Linked DNA regions of Homo sapiens: all the other regions are linked to region 2. A link is an interaction called in ENCODE POLR2A ChIA-PET data of the cell type or tissue named here. Cell type or tissue: CD4-positive, alpha-beta T cell. All regions are shown on one strand. Links, peaks and the distances in the headings refer to the core of each region. The heading gives the core; the rest is flanking DNA.

Evidence for each region. ChIA-PET counts read pairs that join two places held together with the same protein. Peaks named below come from ENCODE experiments on the same cell type or tissue, not always from the same donor. Only the 100,000 strongest peaks of a DNase experiment are listed, where the experiment ranks them.
Region 1: POLR2A ChIA-PET joins it to region 2 with 10 read pairs; 15 of 35 experiments call an interaction of 5 or more read pairs at or near these places.
Region 3: POLR2A ChIA-PET joins it to region 2 with 10 read pairs; 14 of 35 experiments call an interaction of 5 or more read pairs at or near these places.

Annotation. Positions count from the first base shown.
Region 1 is chr19:19,368,462-19,378,997 of GRCh38, forward strand. All of the region lies in intron 1 of LOC124904656 (a long non-coding RNA gene), which reads right to left. Among named protein-coding and RNA genes, the nearest start is that of GATAD2A, 32 kb to the right of the region's middle. RefSeq lists enhancers at 2,403-3,602, 9,901-10,536. In CD4-positive, alpha-beta T cell, for the core only: no CTCF peak of the experiment used is centred there; a DNase peak (open chromatin) is centred at 4,740; H3K27ac peaks cover 1,442 bases.
Region 2 is chr19:19,458,055-19,463,054 of GRCh38, forward strand. The region is part of intron 1 of GATAD2A (GATA zinc finger domain containing 2A); the gene reads left to right. Among named protein-coding and RNA genes, the nearest start is that of MIR640, 25 kb to the left of the region's middle. RefSeq lists enhancers at 1,786-2,080, 1,977-2,196, 2,507-2,626, 2,957-3,096, 4,220-5,000. In CD4-positive, alpha-beta T cell, for the core only: no CTCF peak of the experiment used is centred there; DNase peaks (open chromatin) are centred at 1,917, 2,467, 2,907, 4,437 and 1 weaker place; H3K4me3 peaks cover 2,625 bases; H3K27ac peaks cover 5,000 bases.
Region 3 is chr19:19,379,754-19,390,289 of GRCh38, forward strand. It overlaps LOC124904656 (a long non-coding RNA gene), which reads right to left and starts at 6,384. Exons shown (of 2, transcript XR_007067163.1): 1 at 5,904-6,384. It also overlaps a transcript of GATAD2A not described here. RefSeq lists silencers at 5,494-5,833, 6,174-6,313. In CD4-positive, alpha-beta T cell, for the core only: no CTCF peak of the experiment used is centred there; DNase peaks (open chromatin) are centred at 5,898, 6,958 and 7,502; H3K4me3 peaks cover 2,916 bases; H3K27ac peaks cover 2,018 bases.

The sequences.
Region 1 (10,536 bases), core at 2,354-7,353, 87 kb before region 2:
ACCATGCTGCTTCCTGAGCAACCTGCTCCCCAGGAAAAGTGACCTAATCACTCCAGGCTGTTCTTCTCCGGAGCATCCTCTGGTACCCACCGAAGGAAGTGACCCCTGAGTCCTACTCAGCTCCTCCACTCACGGGATTTTTTTTTCTTGGCAACTAGTTCTCCCTATACCCAAAACCTATATGACAAGAGGATCCTTTTTATTAAAAAAATTTTTTTGCCAAGTGCGGCAAAAAATCCCAGCACAGGCCGGGCACGGTGGCTCACGCCTATAATCCCAGCACTTTAGGAGGCCGAGGCGGGTGGATCACGAGCTCAGAAGGTCGAGACCATCCTGGCTAACACGGTGACACCCCATCTCTACTAAAAATACAAAAAATTAGCCGGGCGTGGTGGTGGGCACCTGTGGTCCCAGCTACTCAGGAGGCTGAGGCAGGAGAATGGTGTGAACCCGGGAGGCGGAGCTTGCAGTGAGGCAAGGTCACGCCACTGCACTCCAGCCTGGGCGACAGAGCGAGACTCTGTCTCAGAAAAAAAAAAAAAAAATCCCAGCACTTCGGGAGTCTGTAATCCCAGCACTTTGGGAGGCCAAGAGTTTGAGACCAGCATAGCCAACATGGTGAAACCCCGTCTCTACTAAAAATACAAAAATTGGGCACGGTGGCTCACACCTATAATCCCAGCAATTTTCGAGGCCAAGGCGGGTGGATCACCTGAGGTCAGGAGTTCCAGACCAGCCTGGACAACATGGTGAAACCCCATCTCTACAAAAAATACAAAAATTAGCCGGGCATTGGTGGTTTGTGCCTGTAGTTCCAGCTACTTGGGAGACTAAGGCTGGAGAATCACTTAAACCTGGGAGGTGGAAGTTGCAGCAAGCCAAGATTGCACCACTGCACTACAGCCTGGGCGAAGAGTGAGAATCTGTCTCAAAAAAAAAATTTTTTTCTCTTTGGTCATGTGCGGTAGCTCACGCCTGTAATCCCAGCACTTTGGGAGGCCAAGGCAGGTGGATCACTTGAGGTCAGGAGTTCCAGACCAGCCTGGCCAACATGGTGAAACTCCCGTCTCTACTAAAAATACAAAAATCAGCTGGATGTGGTGGTGGGCACCTGTAATCCCAGCTACTTGGGAGACTGAGGCATGAAAATAGTTTGAACCTGGGAGGCAGAGATTGCAGTGAGCTAGGATCATGCCACTGCACTCCAGCCTGGGAGACAGAAAGAAATTCTGTCTTAAAAAAAAAAAAAGGGGGGGGTGGCAGGCGCAGTGGCTTACGCCTGTAATCCCAGCACTTTGGGAGGCTGAGACAGGCGGATCACATGAGGTCAGGAGTTCGAGACCAGCCTGGCCAACATGGTGAAAACCCTGTCTCTACTAAAAACACAAAAAATTAGCCAGGCGTAGTGGTGGGTGCCTATAATTCCAGCTACTCAGGAGGTTGACGCAGGAGAATTGCTTGAACCCGGGAGGTGGAGGTTGCGGTGAGCCGAGATCGCACCATTGCACTCCAGCCTGGGCAACAAGAGCAAAACTCTGTCTCAAAAAAAAAAATTTTTTTTTTTTGGCCAGCGTCAATGGCTCATACCTGTAATCCCATCACTTTGGGAGGCCGAGGCAGGAGGATCACTTGAGCCCAGAAGTTTCAGACCAGCCTGGCAACATGATGGGACCCTATCTCTACATAAAATTTAAAAATTCACCAGGTGCAATTAGGCCTGGTCCCCCTCCTCTCTGGCCACTCCAATCTAAAGTCAAATTGAAAAAAAATGTTGGGGCTGGGTACGGTGGCTCACGTCTATAATCCCAGCACTGTAGGAGGCCGAGGCGGGTGGATCACTTGAGGTTAGGAGTTTGAGACCAGCCTGGCCAACATGGCGAAATCCCATCTCTACTAAAAATGCAAAAATTAGCCAGGTGTGGTGGCGGGTGCCTGTAGTACCAGGTGCTCAGGAGGCTGAGGCACGAGAATCTCTTGAACCTGGAAGGTGGAGATTGCAGTGAGCCAAGATTGTGCCACTGCACTCCAGCCTGGGCAACAGGGCGAGACTCTGTCTCAAAATAAATAAATAAATAGATAAATAAATAAATAAAAATAAAATAATTTTTGTGTGTGGAGACAGGGTCTTACTCTATTTCTCAGGATGAAGTGCAGTGGCATGATGTAGCCAGGAACTGGAGCTTCAAACTCCCAGGCCCAAGCAATCCTCCCTCCTCAACCTCCCAAGTAGCTTGGACCATAGGCAGGTGCCATCACTCCCAGCTAATTTTTTAATTAATTTATTTATTTTTGTTGTTGTTGTTGTTTGTTTGTTTTGAGACGGAGTCTCACTGTCGCCCAGGCTGGAGTGCAGCAGCGCAATCTCAGCTCACTGCAACCTCCACCTCCCAGGTTCAAGTGATTCTCCTGCCTCAGCCTCCTGAGTAGCTGGGACTATAGGCCCTCACCGCCGAGCCCGGCTAATTTTTTTTGTATTTTTAGTAGAGACGGGGTTTCACCATGTGGGCCAGGATGGTCTAGATAGAACTCTTGACCTCGTGATCTACCCGCCTCAGCCTCCCAAAGTGCTGGGATTACAGGTGTGAGCCACCACGCCCAGCCTTATTTTAATTTTTTATTGAGACAGGGTCTCACTATGTTACCCACGCTGGTCCTGAACTCCTGGCTTCAAGCAATCCTGCCTCAGCCTCCAAAAGTGCTGGGATTCCAGCCCTGAGCCACTGTTCCTCGCTGAAGGGGATTCTTTTTCAGGGCATTCTTTGTGACACACTCCTTCCCTGGGTGTGTCCTGGAATGTCCGCTGGCCACACCCAGGCCTGGTCTGGCTGTGGGGACACCCACATGCATTGTCAGCCGGGTACGAGACCGGGGTGGGCTTTGCACACAGATCCCACGACTGTATACACTCAGCCCCGTGACAGGAACTGTAGCCCATGGCCACAGCATCTCTTGCTAGAAACTTTTTCAAGAAACTTACCTCAGTACTCAAAGCCACTGCGGTCAGCAAGTGCTGAACATGCCCCAATCCCTAACCTCAGAAAAGGACACTTTCTCTTAACTCCTGTGTAAAGGGTCAGGACTGGTGTCTGGCTGCCGAAGAAACTAAACATCCAGCTTCGCTTTCCCAGGTAACATTTGCTGTATCATCTGTGATGCAGGAGATGGCAATGGTATTATTATTATTATTATTATTATTATTTTTGGAAATGGAGTCTCGCGCTGTTATACTGTTGCCCAGGCTGGAGTACACAGGTGCGATCTCGGCTCACTGCAACCTCCGCCTCCCACGCTCATGTGATTCTCCTGCCTCAGCCTCCCAAGTAGCTGGGACTACAGGCACCCAGCACCACACCTGGCTAATTTTTGTATTTTTGGTAGAGACAGGGTTTCACCATGTTGGCCAGGCTGGACTCAAACTCCTGACTTCAAGTGATCCTCCTGCCCTGGCCTCCCAAAACGCTGGGATTATAGGCGTGAGCCACTATGCCTGTCCGGCAATGGCATTTTGACCAATACAACATGGGCATCTAACTAGAATTGGGGACACCCACACGGGTCATAATTTGGGGCCAAAGTAGAGTTTTTTTTGTTTTTGTTTTTTTTTTGGTAGCGATGAGGTCTCACTATGTTGCCCAGGCAGTTCTCAAACTCCTGGGCTCAAGCGATCCTCCCACCTCAGCCTCTCAAAAGGCTGGGATTACAGGCATAAGCCACCGTGCCCAGCAACATTTTTAACTCTTTTTTTTTAGAGAAAGGGTTTTGCTCTGTCACCCAGGCTGGAGTGCAGTGGCACAATTGTAGCCTACTGCAGCCTCGGCTTCCTGGGCTCAAGGGATCCTCCAGTCTCAGCCTCCAGAGTAGTTAGGACTGCAAATGCACACCACCACACTTAGACAGTTTTTAATTAATTAATTAATTAATTTTGAGACAGAGTCTCACTCTGTCACCCAGGCTGGAGTGTAGTGGTGTGATCTCTGCTCATTGCAACTCCCCATCCCAGATTCAAGTGATTCTCCTGCCTCAGCCTCCAGAGTATCTGGGATTGCAGACACATGCCACCACGCCTGGCTAATTTTTGTATTAATATTTTTAGTAGAAATGGAGTTTTGCCATGTTGGTCAGGTTGGTCTTAAACTCCTGTCCTCAAATGATCCATCTACCTTAGCCTCCCAAAGTGCTGGGATTACAGGGGTAAGCCACCATGTCCAGCCAATTTTTAAATTATTTTTTGTACAGATGGAGTCTTGCTTTGTTGCCCAGGCTGGTCTCAAACTCCTGGCCTCAAGCGATCCTCCTGCCTCAGCCTCCCAAATTGTTGGGGGGTTACAGGCATGAGCTACTGTGCCTGACCTGGAAGTGGATTTTGAAGTGGATTTTGCAGCCTGTTTGTGTCTCCCAAGCCACAAAAGACTCTGACCTTCGTGTTTGACCAGTTCCTTGGAAGGCACCAGTCTGTGTATTAAGTGGATTATCCAAACCCAGACTGACTCCTGGCACATGGAAGATGCTTTGGGATACACTTATACTAAAAGGGTATTCATTCGTGACTGATCTGAAATCCAAATCTAATGGGGCATCCTATATTTTCACTTGCTAAATGTGGCCACCCTAGATGCTCAATGACATCCTTGAATAAAGGAAGCTGATGAAGTTCAAACAAATAATTTTACCAGCGGGGTAAAAAAAGCTCAAAGCTCAGTGCACTTTGCGAAACAGTCATTTCCTCTTCCGGTCAGAATAAACTCCTGACTCCTCCCAGGCCCAAGTGATCAGCCACTCCCTCCTACCAGCTGGCTGGGCTGCTGTGCTCAGTCCCAACTCAGGAAGGACAAGAGTAGCTCCTGTGACCATAATGCCTGTCCACAAGCTGAGGCCCCACCCCACTCCGCCTCCTTTTCTTTTTCTTTGAAATGGAGTCTTGGTCTTTTTGCCCAGGCTAGAGTGCAGTGGCGTGATCTCGGCTCACTGCAACCTCCACCTCCCAGGCTCAAGCGATTCTCCTGCCTCAGCCTCCCAAACAGCTGGGATTACAGGCATGCACCACCACCCCCAGCTAATTTTTGTATTTTTAGTAGAGACAGGGTTTTCACCATGTTGGTGAGGCTGGTCTCAAACTCCTGACCTCATGATCCACCTGCCTCGGCCTCCCAAAGTGCTGGGATTACAGGCGTGAGCCACCGTGCCTGGCCACCCCCTTGCTTTTTAGACACAAGGTCTTGCTCTGTCACCCAGGCTGGAGTGCAGTGGCATAATCTTGGCTCACTGCAGCCTTAAAACTCCTCAAGTGATCTTCTGTCTCAGCCTCCCAAGTAGTTAGGACTATGGGTGCGTGCCACCAACGCGCCTGGCACTGAGACCTGGATTTTTTTTTTTTTTTTTTTGGTGAGATAGAGTCTTGCTCCGTCGCCCAGGCTGGAGTGCAGTGGGGTGATCTTGGCTCACTGCAACCTCCGCCTTCCAGGTTCAAGCGATTCTCCTGCTTCAGCCTCCCAAGTAGCTGGGACTACAGGCGCCCGCCACCATGCCCAGCTAATTTGTGTATTTTTAGTAGAGACAGGGTTTCGCTATGTTGGCCAGGCCGGTCTTGAACTCCTGACCTCGTAATCTGCCTGCCTCGGCCTCCCAAAGTGCTGGGATTACAGGCGTGAGCCACCACTCCCGGCCTGAGACCTGGATCTTAAAAAGGGCTCAGCTGGGTGTAGTCACACACCTGTAGTTCCAGTGACTTGGGAGGCTGATATAGGAGGCTAGCTTGAAGCCCAGGAGTTCAAAGTGAGACTAGCAACATAATGAGACCTCATCTCTTTTTTTTTTTTTTTTTTTTTTTTTTGAGACGGAGTCTTACTCTGTCGCCCAGGCTGGAGTGCAGTAGTGCCATCTTGGCTCACTGCAAGCTCCGCCTCCTGGGTTCATGCCTTTCTCCTGCCTCAGCCTCCCAAGTAGCTGGGACTACAGGCGCCCTCCACCACGCCCGGCTAATTTTTTGTATTTTTAGTAGAGACAGGGTTTCACCATGTTAGCCAGGATGGTCTCAATCTCCTGATCTCGTGATCTGCCCACCTCGACCTCCCAAAGTGCTGGGATTACAGGCGTGAGCCACCGTGCCTGGCCGAGACCTCATCTCTTTAAAAAATAATAATAATAAAGTTGGCTGAGTGTGGTGGCTCACGCTTGTAATCCCAACATTTTGGGAAGCCGAGGTGAGAGGATTGCTTGGGCCCAGGAGTTCAAGGGCAGCCTGGCGAACATAATAAGACTCCCATCTCTACAAAAAAACTTAAAAATTAGCTAGGCGTGGTGGCCTGCACCTGCAGTCCCAGGTATTCGGGAGGCTGAGGTGGGAGGATCGCTTGAGCTGGGGAGGTTGAGGCTGCAGTGAGCTGTGATCATGCCACTGCACTCCAGCCTCAGCAACAGAGCAAGACCCTGTCTCTAAAATCAGAAAGAAAGGAAGAAAAGGCAAAAAGAGGGGAAAAGAAGCCAAGAGAAAGGCTTGAAATGCATGTGGATGAAAGCCCTGACCTGTATTTTAGGCTCAGTTACACTCAGATGTAACTGTGTGTCTGGGATGCAAAAGAGCTCAGATCCTACAGAATCTCAAGGTGAATTCTTTTCCCTGAGTAGCATAAGGCATCTTTTTCCCATCTAACACTGGGTTGGGCTCCTCCCTTCTGTATGCAAAGTGGCCACAAGTGCCCAAAATGAACTCCCTCCAGTTCAGAAATGCATTCCTTCCTGGTTAGGGAAGTCACTGTTTTGACTTAGAAGTCTTCTATACTTCAGGCGTCTAGTGTCTACCTAATACCTTTTGCCTCAGAAAAGGGTCTAATCCCACTTAATTACAAGAAGATTTGCTGTTAGGTTTTTGACCTAGAGATCTAAAAAGGCCTGGCTGAAAGAGTTCCTGAGCTCCATCTGGACTTAATTCCAGATTTTCTAGCCAACCAACACTAATAAAGCTATACTCTGCTCCCCACCTCTGTATAATTCAGGTGCTACCTGACTTTCTCTGGTGAAGCAGCAGGAGTATTTAGGCCAACCTGTTGGTTTGGCTGTGTCTGTTTCTCTCTGGAAATAGACAATGACTTTTTCTTTTTTTTTTCTTGTTTTTGAGACAGAGTCTCACTCTATCGCCCAGGCTGGAGTGTAATGGCACACTCTTGGCTCACTGCAACCTCTGCCTCCCAGGTTCAAGTGATTCTCCTGCCTCAGCCTCCTGAGTAGCTGGGATTACAGGCGCCTGCCACCGCTCCTGGCTAATTTTTGTTTTATTTATTTATTTATTTATTTATTTATTTATTTATTTACTGAGACGGAGTCTCGCTGTCTCCCAGGCTGGATGCAGTGGCTCAATCTTGGCTCACTGCAAGTTCCACCTTGCCAGGTTCACGCCATTCTCCTGCCTCAGCCTCCCAAGTAGCTGGGACTACAGGCGCCCGTAATTTTTGTATTTTTAGTAGAGACAGGGTTTCGCCATGTTGGCAGGCTGGTCTAGAAATCCTGACCTCAGGTGATGCGCCTGCTTCGGCCTCCCAAAGTGGAGGGATTACAGGCGTGAGCCACTGCTCCCAGAGAGTATCTCATTCTTAACAGTTCTTTAACTGTTATCAAAATATTGGTCTCAAAGTACTTTAAGGCACCGAAATGAGGCACACATAAACATATCATCAACACGCTGAAATGTCATGAAAAAAATTATACTGAGAGACGTATATAAAATAAGATTTTTTTTCTTTTCTTTTTTTTTTTTTGAGACAGAGTCTTGCTCTGTAGCCCAGGCTGGAGTGCAGTGGCGCAATCTCAGCTCACTGCAAGCTCCGCCTCTCCGGTTCGCACCATTCTCCTGCCTCAGCCTCTGGAGTAGCTGGGACTACAGGCCCCCGCCACCACGCTCTGCTAACTCTTTTTTTGTATTTTTAGTAGAGATGGGGTTTCACCGTGTTAGTCAGGATGGTCTCGATCTCCTGACCTCATGATCCGCCCGCCTCAGCCTCCCACAGTGCTGGGATTACAGGCGTGAGCCACCGCTCCCGACCCAAGATTATTTTTTTAAACTGAAAAAATGTATAGTAATTAGCCAATAAACCAGAATCTGTAACATTAGATATATATATATATATATATATATATATATATATATTTTTTTTTTTTTTTTTTTTTTTTTTTTTCCTGAGGCGGAGTTTTGCTCTGTTGCCAGGCTGCAGTGCAGTGGTGCGATCTCGGCTCACGGCAACCTCTGCCTCCTGGTTTCAAGTGATTCTCCTGCCTCAGCCTCCCAAGTAGCTGGGACTACAGGCACGCGCCAAGACCAGCTACTTTTTTTTTTTTTTGAGACGAAGTTTTGCGTTTTGCTCTTGTTGCCCAGGCTAGGAGTGCAATGGCGTGATCTCCGCTCATTGCAACCTCTGCCTCCCGGGTTCAAGCGATTCTCCTGCCTCAGCCTCCCGTGTAGCTGGGATTATAGGCAAGTGCCACCATGCCCGGCTAATTTTATATATATTTTTTTAATAGAGACAGGGTTTCTCCATGTTGGTCAGGCTGATCTTGAACTCCCGACCTCAGGTGATAGGCCCACCTCAGCCTCCCAAAGTGCTGGGATTACAAGCATGAGCCACCGTGCCCGGCCAATTTTTGTATTTTTAGTAGAGACAGTTTTCACTATGTTGGCCAGGATGGTCTCAATCTCTTGACCTAATGATCTGCCGGCCTCAGCCTCTCAAAGTGCTGGGGTTACAGGCGTAAGCCACCGCATCCTGCCTAGACACTGACTTTTTCAACACATTTTCCCTGGAAGAACCAAGACCAATTCTGATGGGCTTCCCAAAGGATGCAGGTTGTAATGGATTAACAGTTAACATATGTGAACCTGAAAGTGCTTGGCAAATCCAAATAAATATGTTTTCTTTTTTGGGGTATGGGGGGACAGGGTCTCACTCTGGCCAGGCTGGAGTGTAGTGGCACTATCATAGCTCACTGCAGCCTCAAATTCCTGGACTCACGTGATCTCCCTGCCTCAGCCTCCTGAATAGCTGAGACTACAGACATGCACCACCACGCCCAGCTAAATTTTTTATTTTTTGTGGAGACAAAGTCTCACCATGTTGCCCAGGCTGGTCTCGAACTCCCAGGCTCAAGCAATTTTAAAGTGCTAGGATTACAGGTGTGAGTAGCTGCACCCAGCCCCAAATGAATTATGCAGTCCAATAATCTTAGGGGGTAATGATGGAGGGCACCTTGCTTTGTGCACCTGAACCGCCACTGTCATTGACACCAGAGTGCTTTAGCTCTTCTGCTTATTACCCTTCCCACTGGTATTAATTAGCCATCATTCCTCATTGCCAGTGGGCACTGCTTCCTTTGTCCAAGGGTACAGCATCAACAGGAGGTCTCACAGGCTAGCACCAGGGAACCCTCACTTTTCTAGCTACCACTGAGGCTCCGCCTCCCTTGTCTCTTGTGGAGTGGCCTGGCTCCGTTCCCATTTCCCTATTTGGATGTGAATGTCACTTAGCCAGTTTGCCCACATGATTTCCCAGAGCCAGGAAGGGAAACGCCTTGGTGCAGAGATGCAATCACGGCTACCACCAAGGAAAAGAAGGCACATCCTTGGCGATTCTGTCACGTGGTATCTCTTTCTTCTTTCTTTCTTTTTTTTTTTTGTTGTTGTTGTTCTTGTAGGTTGTTTGGTCTGTTTGGTTTGTTTTTGAGAAGGAGTTTTGCTCTTGTCGCCCAGGCTGGAGTGCAATGGTGCGATCTCGGCTCACTGCAACCTCCTTCTCCCGGGTTCTAGTGATTCTCCTGCCTCAATCTCCTGAGTAGCTGGGATTACAGGTGCCTGCCACCACGCCCAGCTAATTTTTTGTTTGTTTTGAGACGGAGTCTGGGTCTGTCGCCCAAGCTGGAGTGCAGTGGCGCCATCTCGGCTCACTGCAAGCTCCGCCTCCTGGGTTCACCCCATTCTCCTGCCTCAGCCTCCTGAGTAGCTGGGACTACAGGCGCCCGACACCACGCCCGGCTAATTTTTTGTAGTTTTAGTAAAGACGGGGTTTCACTATGTTAGCCAGGATGGTCTCGATCTCCTGACCTTGTGATCCGCCCGCCTCGGCCTCCCAAAGTGCTAGGATTATAGGCATGAGCCACCGCGCCCGGCAGATGCCTGGCTAATTTTTGTATTTTTAGTGGAGATGGGGTTTCATCATGTTGGCCAGGCTGGTCTTGAGCTCCTGACCTCAGGTGATCCATCTGCCTCGGCCTCTCAAAGTGCTGGGATTACAGGCATGAGGCCCTGCACCCGGCCACTTACAGCTGAATCCTAAACTTGTATTGTCTGAATCTAAAATTGGGCCCATGTGCAGGAATGGTGACATGAAGGGAGGCGAGGTCTAAGCCCTGTTGAGTCCTTGTGCAAAGCGGAACCATATTAAGAACCTAAAACTTAATATGTTAATATGAGTGCAGTGGCTCACGCCTGTAATCCCAGCACTTTGGAAGGCCAAGGCAGGCGGATCACGAGGTCACGAGTTCAAGACTAGCTTG
Region 2 (5,000 bases), core at 1-5,000:
AGGCTGGGGTCCATCCTGATAACATGAGAGAGAGAAGATGTCTGTATCTCTGGTGTGTCTTTACTTTTCAGGCCACCAAGGGTTAAGAACCCAGCGTCAGCCAGTGAGTAGTAGACATCTGTTCTCCTTTTGAGAAAGCCTGTAGTTCAGGACTCACCACGGCTTTCCCTTCCTTGGCCTGAAACCCTCCCTGCTCAGCTGCTTGGCGCATGCTGTTCCCCTGCCTGGAACGTCTCGCCTAATTCCTTTTCCTGCCCTGGCCTCAGTCTGGGAGACGCCATCTCAGTCCCCATGTCTTGGAGTTTTAAATGAAAGCACTTTACTTGTTTGCTCCTCTTTGCCCTGTAGGGCAACCCTGGGAATCACATGCTTCATGAGTCTAATTTACAGAAACGTAGGCGTAACTCAGCAGTGCATACCAAGCCCATACTGTTTGCTCTACACTGAAAATGAAGATGAATGGTGAAAAAAAGTTTCTGCCATTGAGAGCTTAACATTGAGTTGCAGTGAGAGATGAAGCTCCTGAGTGGCACGGAGATTGTTGCCAGGGCTCTGGTGAGGTACGCTGTGGCCTGGTGGTTGTGGCCACTCAGGGAGGCTTGTGGCCTATATAGAAGGCGGGCTGTGGGAATGAGCTGGGGGGTTTGGGTTGACTGTTTAGAATTTGAGAGTCTCTAGCATATGGCACAGAAGGTAGATGATTTAAGCTGCGTGGACATCTTCGATAAACACTGGAAGAATGGGCAGTGGTATCCTCTCTCGGCCCACTGAAGCTTCTGTGTCCATCTTGTGTCCTTAGTCCTATGCGTTGGAGTATTGGAGGAGCCAGCTTCCCCCTCTCTCCAGAGCTTCTCACCCTAGGGAGCCTCCTTCCTCCTCGCCTGGATGAGGTACTGTCTTTCTTTGTTAGTTTCTTTCTTTCCTTTTTTCTTTAAGAAACATGGCCTCACTATGTTGCCCAGCCTGGACTCATACACCTGGGCTCAAGTGATGCTCCTGCCTTGGTCTCCTGAGTAGCTGGGACTACAGGCATGTGCCACTGTGCCTGGCTTCACACTTGTGCTTTTGATTCTCATCCTTAGCAGGTGGGGCTGTTGTTTTATCTGGTTTTCTTTTTTAATCCTTGCTTTCTTTGAATACAGGACTGATTCATAGTCACTGTTAAAGAATTCAAGCAATACAGAAATGTTTACTATAGTAAGTGAAAGTTTCTTAATAATCTACTCTTCAGAGATTACTACCACTGATTTTGGTCCAGTTCCTTTCAGTTTTGATTTTAGTGAAGTTACTTTCAGTTTTTTCCCTATATACACCTTTTTTTTTTTTTTAAACCATGTAAATGGTACTATGCTATTCTGCAACTTTTCTCCCACAGTTCTTTCCATTTTTCTTCACATAGCATTGTCTGTGAAGTAGGGATGGGAAAACTGAGGCTCAGCTCAAGCATCACTTGAGCCCAGGTGTTTTGAGTCCAGCCTGGGCAACATAGTGAGACCTTGTTCTTAAAGAAAAAAGTTTGGGTTGACTGTTTAGAATTTGAGAGTCTCTATCTAGCATGTGGCACAGAGGGTAGATAATTTAAGCTGCATGGACATCTTTGATAAACACTGTGGAAGAAGGGGCAGTGGCATCCTCTCTTGGCCCACTGAAGCTTCTGTGTCCATCTTGTGTCCTTGGTCCTGTGGTTGATTGACAGACCTCTCCCCTGGCCCATGGCCAGCCAGCGTGTGTGTGATGGAGCTGAGACCAAGTCTCTGTTCCCTGCTGTGTCTAGTTGTAGGAGCTGACTGCTTGGAACACCTTTCTGTCTCTCAAGTTAAGTTGTATCTCTCGTACTTGGCCTTAATGAAGTTTGACATTGAGAAGTCCAGAGCTGCTGTTTCCGGTGTGGCTTCCTTCCGGAATGAGTCCTAGTCACTGTTACTCAGAGATGTGCGTCAGGAAGTGGCTCGGGCCACAGTTCTGAGCAGATGGAGGTGTCTGTTCTGCATGGGAAAGAAGTATGCTTGTCAGGCAGGCTCTGCCAATGCCAAAACTTGGCCCACCTATTCTCTCCTTACCCCCTCAACAGGTCCTTCTGGGCCACAACAAGGTACCCTGGTTTGACTCTTAGGAAGTGGGAGAGCCACTGAAGGGGGTACAGATCCAGGATGTGGCTTTGGGAGCTTCCTCGGGCTATGCTGCCGGGAGGAGAGTAGACAGGGGTTCTGGGTCCAGAGGCCCATCTGTGCTGTGCATCAATCTGTGTGAAGGGCAGGGCCACAGGGGCGCTCTGGAGGTGGGCACCTGGGCGCAGGCTTGCTGCAGCTGTGTGCCTACAGGGTCCTTGTGTCTTGAGTGTTGGGCGCAGCTCACAGCTAGCGAGGCTAGCACCTGGACCCCGTTGTCATCATCTGACTCAGCACTGGTTGCTTCATGGGCCCTTCTTCCTTCCTGATAGGAAGAGGTGCCCTGAGGTGCCCTGTGCCTCCTGAGGACAGTGGCTGCCCCCAGGTTCAGGGCTCTGCTCCTCAGCATCTCCGTGGGGCTCATCGTGGGCCTCGCACTCAGCACATCCGAACTGTAGCCCAACCTTCCTTCCTCAAATCTGCTCCTCCCCATCTCAGAAAAGCCAGCCCCACTGGTCCAGTTGCTCAGGCAAAAACAAGTGAAAGAAAGCAACCCCCTCCGGAGTGCCCCAACTCCCCTCTGCTCTGTCCCCTTCCCCAGTGTAGCTGCACCATAGGAACCGCTCCCCTGCCCTGCAGTCCTCCAGCCAGGTGATCCTTTAGAGCAAGCCAGATTCCTCCCCTCCGGCCTGGGCCAGTGCTTCCCCCAGCACATGTCTCCGCTCAGGCCCTGTCTCCTTCAGGGCTGGCTTCCGGTGCCGCCCGTTCCACCCAGCCCCCGTCCCTCTGTGTGCTCTGACTGCCCCGTGCTCTGCCTCGTGTCCCCACAGCACCGTCACCAACACCCTCTGTCATTTCGCTCGTTTTCCAGCATGGGGGTGGATGGTGTTCCCTCTGTCTTGTTCACCACTGAGTCCCCAGCCCACAGTGGAGGCTCGGTGAGCTGCTGTCGGGTGAGGAGGCAGAAAGACGCCTAAAATCCACCGTTAAGAGCATCAGCCCTGCTGCTCCCGCCAGTGCTTTAACCCACTTACTGCGAAGCCTCACTTTCTTCCTGTCTGAAATAAGGGTGTTACTATGGGTATGTTAGTGATGGGTGCCACAGATGGCATTTTATGGTAGAGTTAGTATTAGCATTGTGATCTCAGGGGTTTGGTTTTATGATTTGTGTCATGTACTTAATTTCTCTTTTAATTATCAAGAGATGCGTACTGGCCTGGTGTGCCAGAAGTGTGCTGGGTGCCTTCTGTTTGTCCCCCAAGTCCTCTTTAAGAGTTCTGGTTCCTGCCACAGCATCAGTCAGCCTTTTGGAATTGTTCTAGAACATGTTTTCTGCCTGAGGCTCTCAGGCCAGTTGGATGGTGGCATTTTACGAAAATAAAGCAGCATTCCTATCTGCCCTAAAGCCCATGGAGGTGCTCCCGGTCAGAGCTGCGCTGTACCTGTGTGGGGTCTCTAGTGTGGCTGGAACCTGTCCTTTTTGGCCCCTAGTTGAGGAAGAGCTGGGCTACGCCCCCACCACCTGCCAGCCCAGTGTGTGCGGGACGTATCAGAGGAGACCGATGCCCACTCAGCCTTGCTGGTGCTGCTCATCTGTGCTGGCTTGCAGTCCGGCCTGGGGTGTTTGGAGAGAGTGAGGAGGAGGGTGAGGCTGACCTTCAACCTTGTGTCTCAGGCAGCCCTGGCAGCCTCAGTGCTCTCCTCTTTCAAATGGGCACACTGCTGTTGGGATCTGTCTGTGCAGGCAGCAGCCGGCAGAGGATCTCAGCCCCCAGGACGGGGCTACTCTCCATGCACTGGCAGCTCCCGCACAACCCTTGCCTGGAACTTCCGCCACCGGAGCTGCCTTCCCCTCACTCTCCCCTGTCACTGGGAATTTTGAAATGAATCCTCATTTGCCAGTCAGGGTGACCTAGCCTCTTCACCTACTTTTAGGAAGTGTTCTAATGTACCCCCCACTGCTCTTTGCAGGAGTCATCTGTCGCGCTTTCTTCTTCCTGACAACTTTGCTCCTGGGTCTGTGCTTGCTGTGCGGTGGCCGCCAGCCCTGTTGTGCTGGGGGCACTAGTCCCGCTTGCTTCGAGGAGGGAGGAGCCACTCCTTACTGGCACCTGCCCTCCCCAGGAGCAAGTGTCCTGTGGTGGCCGAGGATTGGCCAGTAGCAGGCCCTGCGTCATTGGTCTTGGCAGTGGAGGAGGCTCCTGCCAAAGGAGCCCCCTGCACTCGGGGGCTGGCCCCACCCCCTCCAGCTGTGCCTGTCCTTCCTGAGGTGGGGGAGGGGTGCCGCAGGGCCCCGCCCCGCAGTGGCCTGCCTCTGGGAGGCACAGGCATAGGGCAGGCGGGCGCTGTGAGGCCAGCCGTCAGTGCCGGGCCTGGGATTGGCAGAGTTCCAGGCCTTAGGCTTCATAGTGAGCTGCTGTGCACCTTGAGTACACGCCAGCCAGCCCTCTGCTGAGGACCCTGACCTGCTACCACAACAGGGGGCCCAACAAGAGAGGTCTCTGGGGCTGGAGGGAGCAGCTCTGCTGGGCACCTGAGGCCCTGCTCCATCCTGCATCTCTCAGAACCTCTGGGTAGCCTCTGGTCCTATACCAGTGAGAACGAAGTGAGGCCACACAGGCACGGCCCCCCTGATCTGGCTGTCAGTTCCACCTTGTCCATGTGGGCTGGAGCAGCTTCGAGAACTCATTCAGGGTCTTGGGTTCAAATGGGCTTCATGGAACTGAGCCCAGAGCTTACAGGGTGGGAGGCTGTGCTGGGAGGGGCCCTGCCTGGCTGGAACAGGGGCAGAGTGGGGAGCATGGGGGTTTCTTTGAGTCACAGGGAAGGGTGCTATGTCCTGGAGGTGGAGGTGCATTCTCCCTGTCCACCTGGGGACCTCATCCCCAACAG
Region 3 (10,536 bases), core at 2,980-7,979, 75 kb before region 2:
CAGTTTCATTCCAGTCTCTGGGATTCTTTCTGAGAGCAGGAATTTAACCTTATTCATTTAAGTAATCCCTCAGTGCTCTGCACATGACTTTACTTTATAGTTGTTGAATTGAACCAGGATCAAAGAGCAGCTCATTGTCCAGCCTCTTCACTTCATACATGAGAAACTGAGCAGCACAGAGGGCAACTGTAACTCATCCACATCCCACTTGTTTGTTTTTTTGTTTGTTTGTTTGTTTGTTTTTGATACGGAGTCTCTCTCTGTTGCCCAGGCTGGAGTGCAGGGGTGCGATCTTGGCTCACTGCAACCTCTGCCTCCCAGGTTCAAGCGATTCTCCTGCCTCAGCCTCCGGAGTAGCTGGGACTACAGGCATGTGCCAGGACGCCTGGCTAATTTTTTGTATTTTTAGTAGAGATGGGGTTTCACCATGTTAACCAGGACGGTCTCAATCTCCTAACCTCATGATCCGCCTGCCTCGGGCTCCCAAAGTTCTGAGATTACAGGCGTGAGCCACCACATCCGGCCATCCCACTTGTATTTTATGGCTGGATCTTTTTTTTTCCTGAGATGGAGTTTCACTCTTGTTGCCCACGCTGGAGTGCAATGGCGCGATCTCGGCTCACTAAAACCTCCAGGGTAGCTGGGATTCCCAGCTTCCCGAGTAGGTGGGATTACAGGCACATGCCACCACGTTTGGCTAATTTTGTATTTTTAGCAGAGACAGGGTTTCTCCATGTTAGTCAACCTGGTCTTGAATTCCCAACCTCAGGTGATCCGCCCGCCTCGGCTTCCTAAAGTGTTGGAATTACAGGCATGAGCCACCATGCCCAGCCTTTCTTTTTTTTCCTGAGACATAGTCTTGCTCTGTCGCCCAGAGCTGAAGTGCAATGATACGATATTGGCTCACTGCAACCTCCACCTCCCGGGTTCAAGCAATTCTCCTGCCTCAGCCTCCTGAGTAGCTGGGATTTTAGGTACCTGCACCATCCCCGTCTAATTTTTGTATTTTTAGTAGAGACGGGGTTTCACCTTGTTGGTCAGGCTGGTCTCAAACTCCTGACCTCAGGTGATCTACCCACCTCGGCCTCCCAAAGTGTCAGGATTACCGGTATGAGCCACCGTGCCTGGCCACTAATTTTATTTTATTTTTTTGTAGAGAGGGGGTCCCGGTATGTTGCCCAGGTGAGTCTCAAATTCCTGGGCTCAATTCTCCCACCCTGGCCTCCCAAAGTGGTACAATTGCAGGTATGAGCCCTGATTTCTTATATGGTAAAGACAGTAACTGGCCTCTCTAGGGACTGGCAGGTGTGGGTTCGACCCCAGCTCTGCCAACCACCAAAGTCCAAGTGTTTATTGTCCACCTGGACTGCCTCAGACACTTGCAGGATGTGGTAAGTACTATGACACAGGTGCACAGAAGGTGCTCTGGGAACAGCTTGTCTTCATGTTTACAATGGCTTCTTTCCCTAGCCAAGGACTCTATCAGCCTTGCCACTTGGGGACAGGTTGAGCTCGCTCAGGGAGTCAGGCCCCACAGGGCTCCCTGCCAACCTCCCATCATTGTGATTGAATTTATTCTTTATTTTTCTTCCAGGAACATCAGCGCACTTGTAACAATAATAATCATCTTTTCTACTGGGTATACTGTTTCATGGTTTACAAAGCACTTTCACATCCATTATCTCATTTAATCACTTCCTCCTCTACATTCCTACAACAGTTTCTTGGTACCTCTTCAGTATAATATTCTGCCTGGTATAACAAGCCTATTTCCCTTTACTGCATTTATTTTTACTCACAAGTTCCAGCATATAATTCAGGCATCTTTGCACCTTGGACACTTCTGTGTACAAAGTAAGCACAATAAAAGTTTGACATGCCAGTCACAGCAGCCTTCGACCACAGTACCAGCTACTTGGGAGGTTGAGGCAGGAGGATTGCTTGAGCTCAGGAGTTTGAGTCCAGCCTGGGCAACATAGCAAGACCCTGTCTCTTCGAAAAAGTTTGCCGGCTGGGCCTGCTGGCTCACGCCTGCAATCCGAGCACTTTGGGAGGTCGAGGTGGGCGGATCACTTGAGGTCAGAAGTTCAAGACCAGCCTGGCCAATATGGTGAAACCCCATCTCTACTAAAAATACAAAAAAATTAGCCGGGCATTGTGGTGTGTGCCTGTAATCCCAGCTACTCAGGAGGCTGAGGCAGGAGAATTGCTTGAACCTGGGAGGCGGAGGTTGCAGTGAGCCGAGATCGTGCCACTGCACTCCAGCCTGGGCAACAGAGAAAGACTCCATCTCAAATAAAAAAAAAAAGAAGTTTGCCATATTGAATCATCAGTGTTGCAGGTCTTTCTCATTCATTACTGCCATCTTCACTCCTTTCATTCAATGGGATTGCCTACTAAGGACAAAGCTGGGTTCTTTGGAGGGGAAATGAGGCAAGAAGTTCAGAATCAAGTGAAGGGGGAAGACACAAGTGAAGGCCCTGATCCCTGGTAGGCCACAGTACATGCTTCATGCTTTAGCAGCGGTGCAAACACAGTTGGGGCTGGGCACGGTGACTCACACCTGTAATTCTAGCGCATTGGAAGGTAATTCGGCCACACTGGGAGGCTGAGGCGGGAGAATTGCTTGATGCCAGGAGTTTGAGACCAGCCCAGGCAACAGAAGGAGACCTTCTGTTTTAAATTTTTTTTTTTTAATGTAAAAACTTAGGTTGCCAGGCGCGGCGGCTCACACCTGTAATCCTAGCACTTTGGGAAGCTGAGGGGGGCAGATCACGAGGTCAGGAGTCTGAGACCAGCCTGGCCAACATGGTGGAACCCCATCTCTACTAAAAATACAAAAATTACCCAGGCGTGGTGGCACGCGCCTGTAATCCCAGCTACTCAGGAGGCTGAAGCAGGAGAATCGCTTGAATCTGGGAGGCGGAGGTTGCAGTGAGCCAAGATCACCCCCCTGCACTCCAGCCTGGGCGACAGAGCAAGACTCCATCTCACAAGACAAAACAAAACAAAACAAACAAAAAAACCCCTAGGTCTTGTGGCATGCACTAGCGGTACCAGCTACTCAGGGGCTGAGTCAGGAGGATCACCTAAGCCCAAGGAATGGAGGTTCCATCATGATCTTGCCACTGTACTCCAGCCTGGGTGACAGAGCAAAATCCTGTCTCAAAGAACCAACAAACAAAAAGAAAAAAAAATACTCTTGCTTCCCAGAGTTTGGGGTGACTTTTTTTTTTTAAGACAGGGTCTCACTGTGTCACCTAGGCTGGAGTGCAGTGGTGCGATCATGGCTCACTGCAGCCTTGACCTCCCAGGCTCAGGTGATTCTTCAAGAGTTTGGGGTGACTGATTTTATCTGGGGGTGACTGTGAAGCAGGAATGCTTCTTGGAAGGATCTTACTCAGCAGAGAAGGAAACTGCAGGGCTGAAGAGGCAAACGGGACACATTTGGGAAGGGCCACAAATGTGTCCCTTGGGAAAAAGTGGACAGCTGCATGGAAAAATTCTCCTCAAAAAGAATAGGAGGCTGGGCGCGGTGGCTCACACCTGTAATTCTAGCACTTTGAGAGGCCGAGGCGGGTGGATCACTTGAGGTCAGGAGTTCAAGACCAGCCTGGCCAACATGGTGAAACCCTGTCTCTACTAAAAATACAAAAATTAGCTTGGTGTGGTGGCGCATGCCTGTAATCCGAGCTGCTCTGGAGGCTGAGGCAGGAGAATGGCTTGAACCTGGGAGGCGGAGATGGCAAGATAGTGCCACTGCACAACAGAGTGAGACTGTGTCAAAAAAAAAAAAAAAAAAAGGGAAAGGGGGCAAAATGGGCTGCTTTTCTTTCGTTTTCTTTTTTTTTTGAGAGGGAGTCTCCCTCTGTCGCCCAGGCTGGAGTGCAGTGGCGCCATCTCCGCTCACTGCAAGCTCCGCCTCCCGAGTTCACGCCATTCTCCTGCCTCAGCCTCCTGAGTAGCTTGGACTACAGGCGCCCGCCACCACACCTGGCTAATTTTTTGTATTTTTAGTAGAGACGGGGTTTCACTGTGTTAGCCAGGATGGTCTCGATCTTTTGGCCTCGTGATCCGCCCGCCTCAGCCTCCCAAAATGCTGGGATTACAGGCGTGAACCACCGCGCCCGGCCTGGGTTGCTTTTCTAAAAAGGTCTAACTCACCGCATTGTCCTAGGGCTGAGGCGTCAGAAAGTCGAAGTTTCAGGAAAAGGGGACCCCTTCCTCCCACACTCAGATGCTGCTTAGAAAAGCACATGGAGCACAACTCCCTCGCATTTTTCTTTTTCTTTCTTTCTTTTTGAGACGGAGTCTCACTGTCATCCAGGCTGGAGTGCAGTGGTGGATCTCGGCGCACTGCAACCTGCCTCCCAGGTTCAAGCGGTTCTCCTGCCTCAGCCTCCCGAGTAGCTGGGACTATAGGCGCCCACTACCACGCCCGGCTAATTTTTGTATTTTTAGTAAAGACAGGGTTTCACCATCTTGGCCAGACTGGTCTCGAACTCCTGACCTCAGGTGATCCGCCCACCTCGGCTTCCCAAAGTGCTGGGATACAAGCGTGAGCCACCGCGCCCGATAACTTTCTTTTTTCTTTTTTTTGAGACAGGGTCTCGCTCTGTCGCCCAGGCTGGAGTGCAGTGGCACGATCTTGGCTCACTGCAGCCTCGACCTCTCGGTTCAAACGATCCTCCCACCTCAGCCTCCGGAGTAGCTGGGACTACAGGTGTGCGCCACCACCCCTGCTGATTTTTTCATTTTGATTTTAATTTTTGTAGAGACAGGATTTTGCCATGTTGCCCAGGCTGGTCTGAAACTCCTGGGCTCAATCGACCCTCCAGTCTCAACCTTCCAAAGTGCTGGGATTCCAGGCGTGAGCCACCGCGCCCGGTCGCATTTCCTTAGTAAAGGGGTGAGGGGCGCCCATCTCCTGCCATCCTTCTCTGGAGAGAGGCGAGGTGCTTGAAGTCCCAAATTCCTCGTGTAGTGAGAAAACAGGGGAGGCAGAAAATCCCCAAGATATCTTCAGAAACGAAGGTGGAGGGGGGCGCGCAGCCCTCACTTTCCTCAGATAAAGGAGGGACAGGGAGAGCGGCCCCCAAGAGTGCTTAGAAAAGGAGTGTATGTGCCCCAAATATTCCTCGGAAAAGGCGGTGGACCCTGGATTCTCCAAATGCTCCTTAGGGATCCCGAACTCCCATGTTTTCTTAGGAAACAGAGCTGGGGTCCCGAATCTACAACATAATCGTGATCCCGGCAATTGTCCTCAGAAAACCGGGCAGGGCAAGAAACCCCCAAACTCTCTCAGAAGAGGGGTCGGGGCAAGATTTCCGAAGATCCTCCTCAGAACGGGGGCCAGGGAAAAGAATCCCGAAGCAGAGTCTTCTCAGAACCGGGGCGCGCGCCAGAATCTCCAAGATTCTCCTGGATAGAGAGGGTCGAAGCCACAAGACGAGGCAGAAAGAGCGCGCGGCCACCGGAGCCCCTTAGAAACACTGCCAGGCCACGAAGCGCCCGGGCTCCTCAGAGGCGCCGCTCGCAGCCCGTCGTAGCTGCCCCACGCCCGCCTGGCCAAGGCCGCCTCCGGTGCATTATGGGTGGGGAGCCCCTGCAGAGCACTGCGGGGAACCCCCTGCCCAGCCAGTTGCCGGCCGCCGGGTGGCCCAGGCGATCCGCCCTCCGGGGTCCCAGGGAGCCGGCCACGAATTGACTCGTCCCCCTAGGCCCCGCCCCTCGCGGGGTTCCCGCCCCGAAGTTTAAGTCCCGCCCCCGCATGGCCTTGAGTGGCTCTGCGGCCCGCTCCCATCTACCATTGGCAGGATGCCTGTCAGTCATTCCGTCCCGCCTCCTCGGACCCGCCCCGGCCGGCGGCGCGATCCCGAGAACCAGCCGGCCCGCGCACTCACTGGTCGTCATGCGCTGTCTGTCATGAAGCTGGCCACACCTTCCATGGGGTGCGGGTCCTGGGAGTCCTGGCTGGACCTCATTGGCTTGTGGCGCCTTCACTCGGAGAGACGCGCCTCAACCCGGAAGTGTGCGAGGCGAAATCTGCCTAGCAACCGGGGAAGCCGGGCTGTGAAGCGGGCAATTTCAGTGTGAGACTGAGCCGCGAGACTGAGCTGCGGCTCCGAGCGCTGCGCGGCGGCTCCTCCCGCCCAGGGTCAGCGCCCCGGCGCGCGCACGCGCACCCCCGCCGCCCGAGCGCGCCCCGCGCCGCCCGCGCAGTCGGTCGGTCGGTCGTCTGTCCTGTCGCCGCTGCCGCCGCCGCCACAGCGGCCGCCGCGGGCGCCACCTGAGGGAGTCGCCTCCGCGGGACGCCACAAGACCTGACCGGACTGCGCCGCCCGAGGCCGTCGGCCGCCGTCAGCGAGGGCGCCGAGCAACTTCGGTGAGTAAGGGGCAGGCGCCGCTGGCGGGTCCCCGGTTTCCGGTGCCCCAGGCTCTCTGGGGCTTCCGCTTCTCCCGCACTACCTTGGCCGAGTTTACTCCCTTCTCCACAGCACTTCCCCCTCAGGGGAGCCCCTGCTCTGGGCCCCCCCGCCTCTCCAGGGGACCCCCGCCTCTCTAGGAGACCCCGTCTCTCTTAGGGACCCTCGCCTCTCTTGGGGACACACCCGCCTCTCTAGGGGCCTCCCTCCTCTCCAGGAGACCCTTGCCTCTCTAGGGGACCCCGTCTCTCTTGGGGACCCCGTCTCTCCAGGCAGGGGATCCCATCTTTCTAGCGACCCCCACCTTTCTAGGGGACTTTCTTCCCATCTAGGGGACCCTTGCCTCTCTAGGGGACTCCCATCTCTCCAGGCAGGGGACCCCGCTTCTCTAGGGGAACGCTGCCTCTCTAGAGGATCCGTGCCTTTCTAGAGGATCCCCACCTCTCTAGGGGACCCCGTCTCTCTAGGGGACCTCGTCTCTAGGGAACCCCCGTCTCTCCGAGGGGAGCCCTGTCTCTCTAGGCGACCCTGCTTCTCTGAGGGGACAACCCCTCTTATCAGGGGCTCCCCCGCCTCTCTGAGGACCCCTGCCGGAGGGAACCCCCACCTCTCTGAGGAATCCTGCCTTTGACAGGAACTAACTCCCTTCTTTGGGGATCCCCAACTCTTTGAGAATTCCCGCTTATCTGAGGGGACTCCCTTCTTCACTGAGGGTCCCTCTACTTTTCTCAGGAACCCATCCTTTTGAGGGACCCCTGCCTCCCTAGAGACCCCTTCCTATCTGAGGACCCCCGCCTCTGAGGGGAGTCCCTTTCTCTGAGGGACCCCTGCCTCTTTGAGGGGAATCCCCATCTCTCTGAGAGACCCTCTGCCTCTCTGAGGGTCCCCCGCTTTCTTTGAGGGGCCCTGGCCTCTCTAAGACCCTATCCTCACTCCTCTAAGGAGAGACCCCTGATTCTATCAGGGTGTACTTTCTCTGAGGGATCCCCCACCTTTTGTGGACCCCTGGGGAACCCCTTCTTCCCCGGGGGACCCCTCTTTTCAGAAGACATTGCTGCTTCTCGGAGGAAGCCTTGCCTCTCTGTGGGGATCTCCCCACCCCCACCTCTCTCAGCTGTGGTCCTACTTTTCTGACTTGTCCCCCTTTCTTTTTTTTTTTGAGACAGAGTCTCATTCCGTCTCCCAGGCTGGAGTGCAGTGGTGCGATCTGGGCTCACTGTAACCTCTGCCTCCTGGGTTCAAGCGACTCTTCTGCCTCAGCTTCCTGAGTAGCTGGGACTACAGGCACCCACCACCATGCCTGGCTAATTTTTGTATTTTTGTAGAGAGGGGGTTTCATCATGTTGGCCAGGCTGGTCTCGAACTTCTGAGCTCAGGTGATCCACCCGCCTCGGCCTCCCACAGTGTTGGGATTACAGGTGTGAGCCACCGTGCCTGGCCCCCGCTTTTTGATGAGTGCCTTCACTTTCCTGAGGGGGTCCCCCACTTCTTTGAAATGCCCATCTGACTGGATCGTTAGTTTTCTGAGGTATACCCCTACTTTACCAGTATCCTTCTTTTCTATTTCTTCTGGGCCCCCAAATGCTCTATGGATCCTGCAGTTTTCTGAGGGGTCCCCAGTTTCTCCAGAGGTTTTCCCCTTAACTTGAGATATCCCACTCCTGTAGGCTCCTCACATCTCTGAAGTGTGTCTCCCCTTTTCCAAGATATCCCGTCTCCCGATGGGAGACACTGTGGATCTTCTTCACTTCCCTGAGGGGTCCCTCTGAATTCCGTGGGGTTGCCTCCCACTTGCCCTCTTTCTAGAGGCTTTCCTCTTGATTTTCTAAGGGAGAAACTCTTTATTTATCCTTGGAGCACTCACATCAAGCTTCTCCTCCTTTTTTTTTTTTTTGGAGATGGAGTTTCGCTCTTGTTGCCTAGGCTGGAGTGCAATGGTGTGATCTCTGGCTCACCGCAACCTCCGCCTCCTGGGTTCAAGCAATTCTCCTGCCTCAGCCTCCTGAGCAGCTGGGATTACAGGCATGTGCCACCACACCTGGCTAATTTTGTATTTTTAGTAGAGATGGGGTTTCTCCATGTGGGTCAGGGTGGTCTCGAACTCCCAACCTCAGGTGATCCGCCGGCCTCGGCCTCCCAAAGTGCTGGGATTACAGGCGTGAACCACCGCGCCCGGCCAAGCTTCTCCTCTTTCTGTCTGTGGCACCCACTTTCCCCCAACTGTGGAGGAAGAGAGCAGAAATGTACCCCTCCTTCAGTCTTTGTTGCCACTCTAGGGGTATTCTCTGGACTTTTATTTCGGTTTCCAGGAGCCTGGAGGATTTTGTGGCTGGAGGGGAAAGTCAAAAAGCATGATTTCCTCATGTCCCTCTAAGACCTGCTAGATTTGGGGGAGCAGGAGCTGCTACTAGATGACCACCTTAGTTACTCCATTTTCCAGCCGTGAGGCCATCACAGTGTTGTCAGGCCTTTGTGAAGACAAAAGGGACAAGGGAGAAACATTGTATCCCCATTATCACACTGTCAAGCTGTGGGAGTGACCCACTTCCTGTCCCATCCCTCAGTCCTCCCCCTGCATAGTATAACTTAACCTTCCCTCCCCGTGCTGAAAAAAAATCAAAATAAAAAGGAAAAGAAAACTCTCCTTCATCTCTTCCTGTTGCATTTTCTCTCCCGAGACCCCCTGATTCAATCCTTGATCAAATAGGATCCCTAGTTCGTAGGCCAGTTTGGTTTGAAAGACAGAGCAAGAAGCAGGAAATGGATCACCTTAGATCCAGAAACAGGGGAAGGGAGGCAAGGGACAGGATTTGACGACATTTCTGTAAGTTTTAGGTGACTTTGGCCTGGCCCAAAAGGAACTTTTTACGTGGCGTTTACAAATCTCATATGTACTTTTTTTAATGGCCCACCCTGGATTCCAAGTTCACTCCAGTAGCTAATTTTATCTGCTTTGCCAAATGCAGAGCTCTGTGGAGCCCAAGTAGATGAATGCTGGCATTGAGAGATGGTCCAAAGGACAGGAATGAACTCAGTTTGAAACCTGAGTAACTTGTAACCACTTCGTGTCCACGCACAAGTCTCAAGCTAAAAATGTGGGGAGAGTTTGACTGAAGTAGAGTTCTGAAGTATAGGCTGCGCTAGTGTTTGGTTTAGCATTTCAACAAGTTCTTCCCTCTGACTCCATTGGAACTGCAGTTCACTTTACAGTTTGACTGAGGGCAGTCTCTCTCCTGTTCATTTCCATCTGGGTCTTGCTTAATTTGAGTCCTTTGTGAAGACTCCTGCCGAGGCTATAATTTGAGTTCTAAATCTGTCGGTGGACCATGTGGACACAAGTTTCAACTCGAGCTATTTTCTTCTGGGGAGAAGTGCTTGGAGACTTTCCTGGGCCCTCTGCTGCTGGGCTAAGTCAAGTCCAGGCAGGAGGCTGCTGCAGACTTGGTTGCTCTTCTCCTGCCTCTTCCTGGTCAGCTGTAGGCACTGCCCTCAGGGGAAGGGAAAGTTGGAGGGGAGTTTGGGACTGAGATGAGGGTAGAGAAGTGCCTGAGGTGAGGGTAGAGAAGTGCCTGCACGTATTTACTATTTTATTTTATTTTTTTGAGACAGGGTCTCACTTTGTCACTCAGGCGGGAGTGCAGTGGTGCGATCTCGGCTCACTGCAACCTCTGCCCTACTGGCTCACGTGATCCTCCCACCTCAGCCTCTGAAGTAGCTGGGACCACAGGCGCATGCCACCACGCCCGGCTATATTTTTGTATTTTTGGTAGAGACGAGGTCTCACCATGTTGCCCAGGCTAGTCTCAAACTCCTGAGCTCAAGTGATCTGCCCGCCTCAGCCTCCCAAGGTGTTGGGATTACAGGCGTGAGCCACTGTGACCGACCTATTATTTTAAATAAAACCTATAGGACCAGCAGATGGGATGTTAAAAAGGGAATGGACAACTTTGAAGTCAGAAGGAGCCAGTTCAGATTCTGGTGCTGCCCTTCTTAGTTATGTGGCCTTGGACAAGTGATGGCACAAAATTGGCATGTTATTAAATATTCGAGGGAACACATTGCTGTGAATGTGTGTGTCAAGTTGCTTACTGATGATGGGAGGTGCTTACTA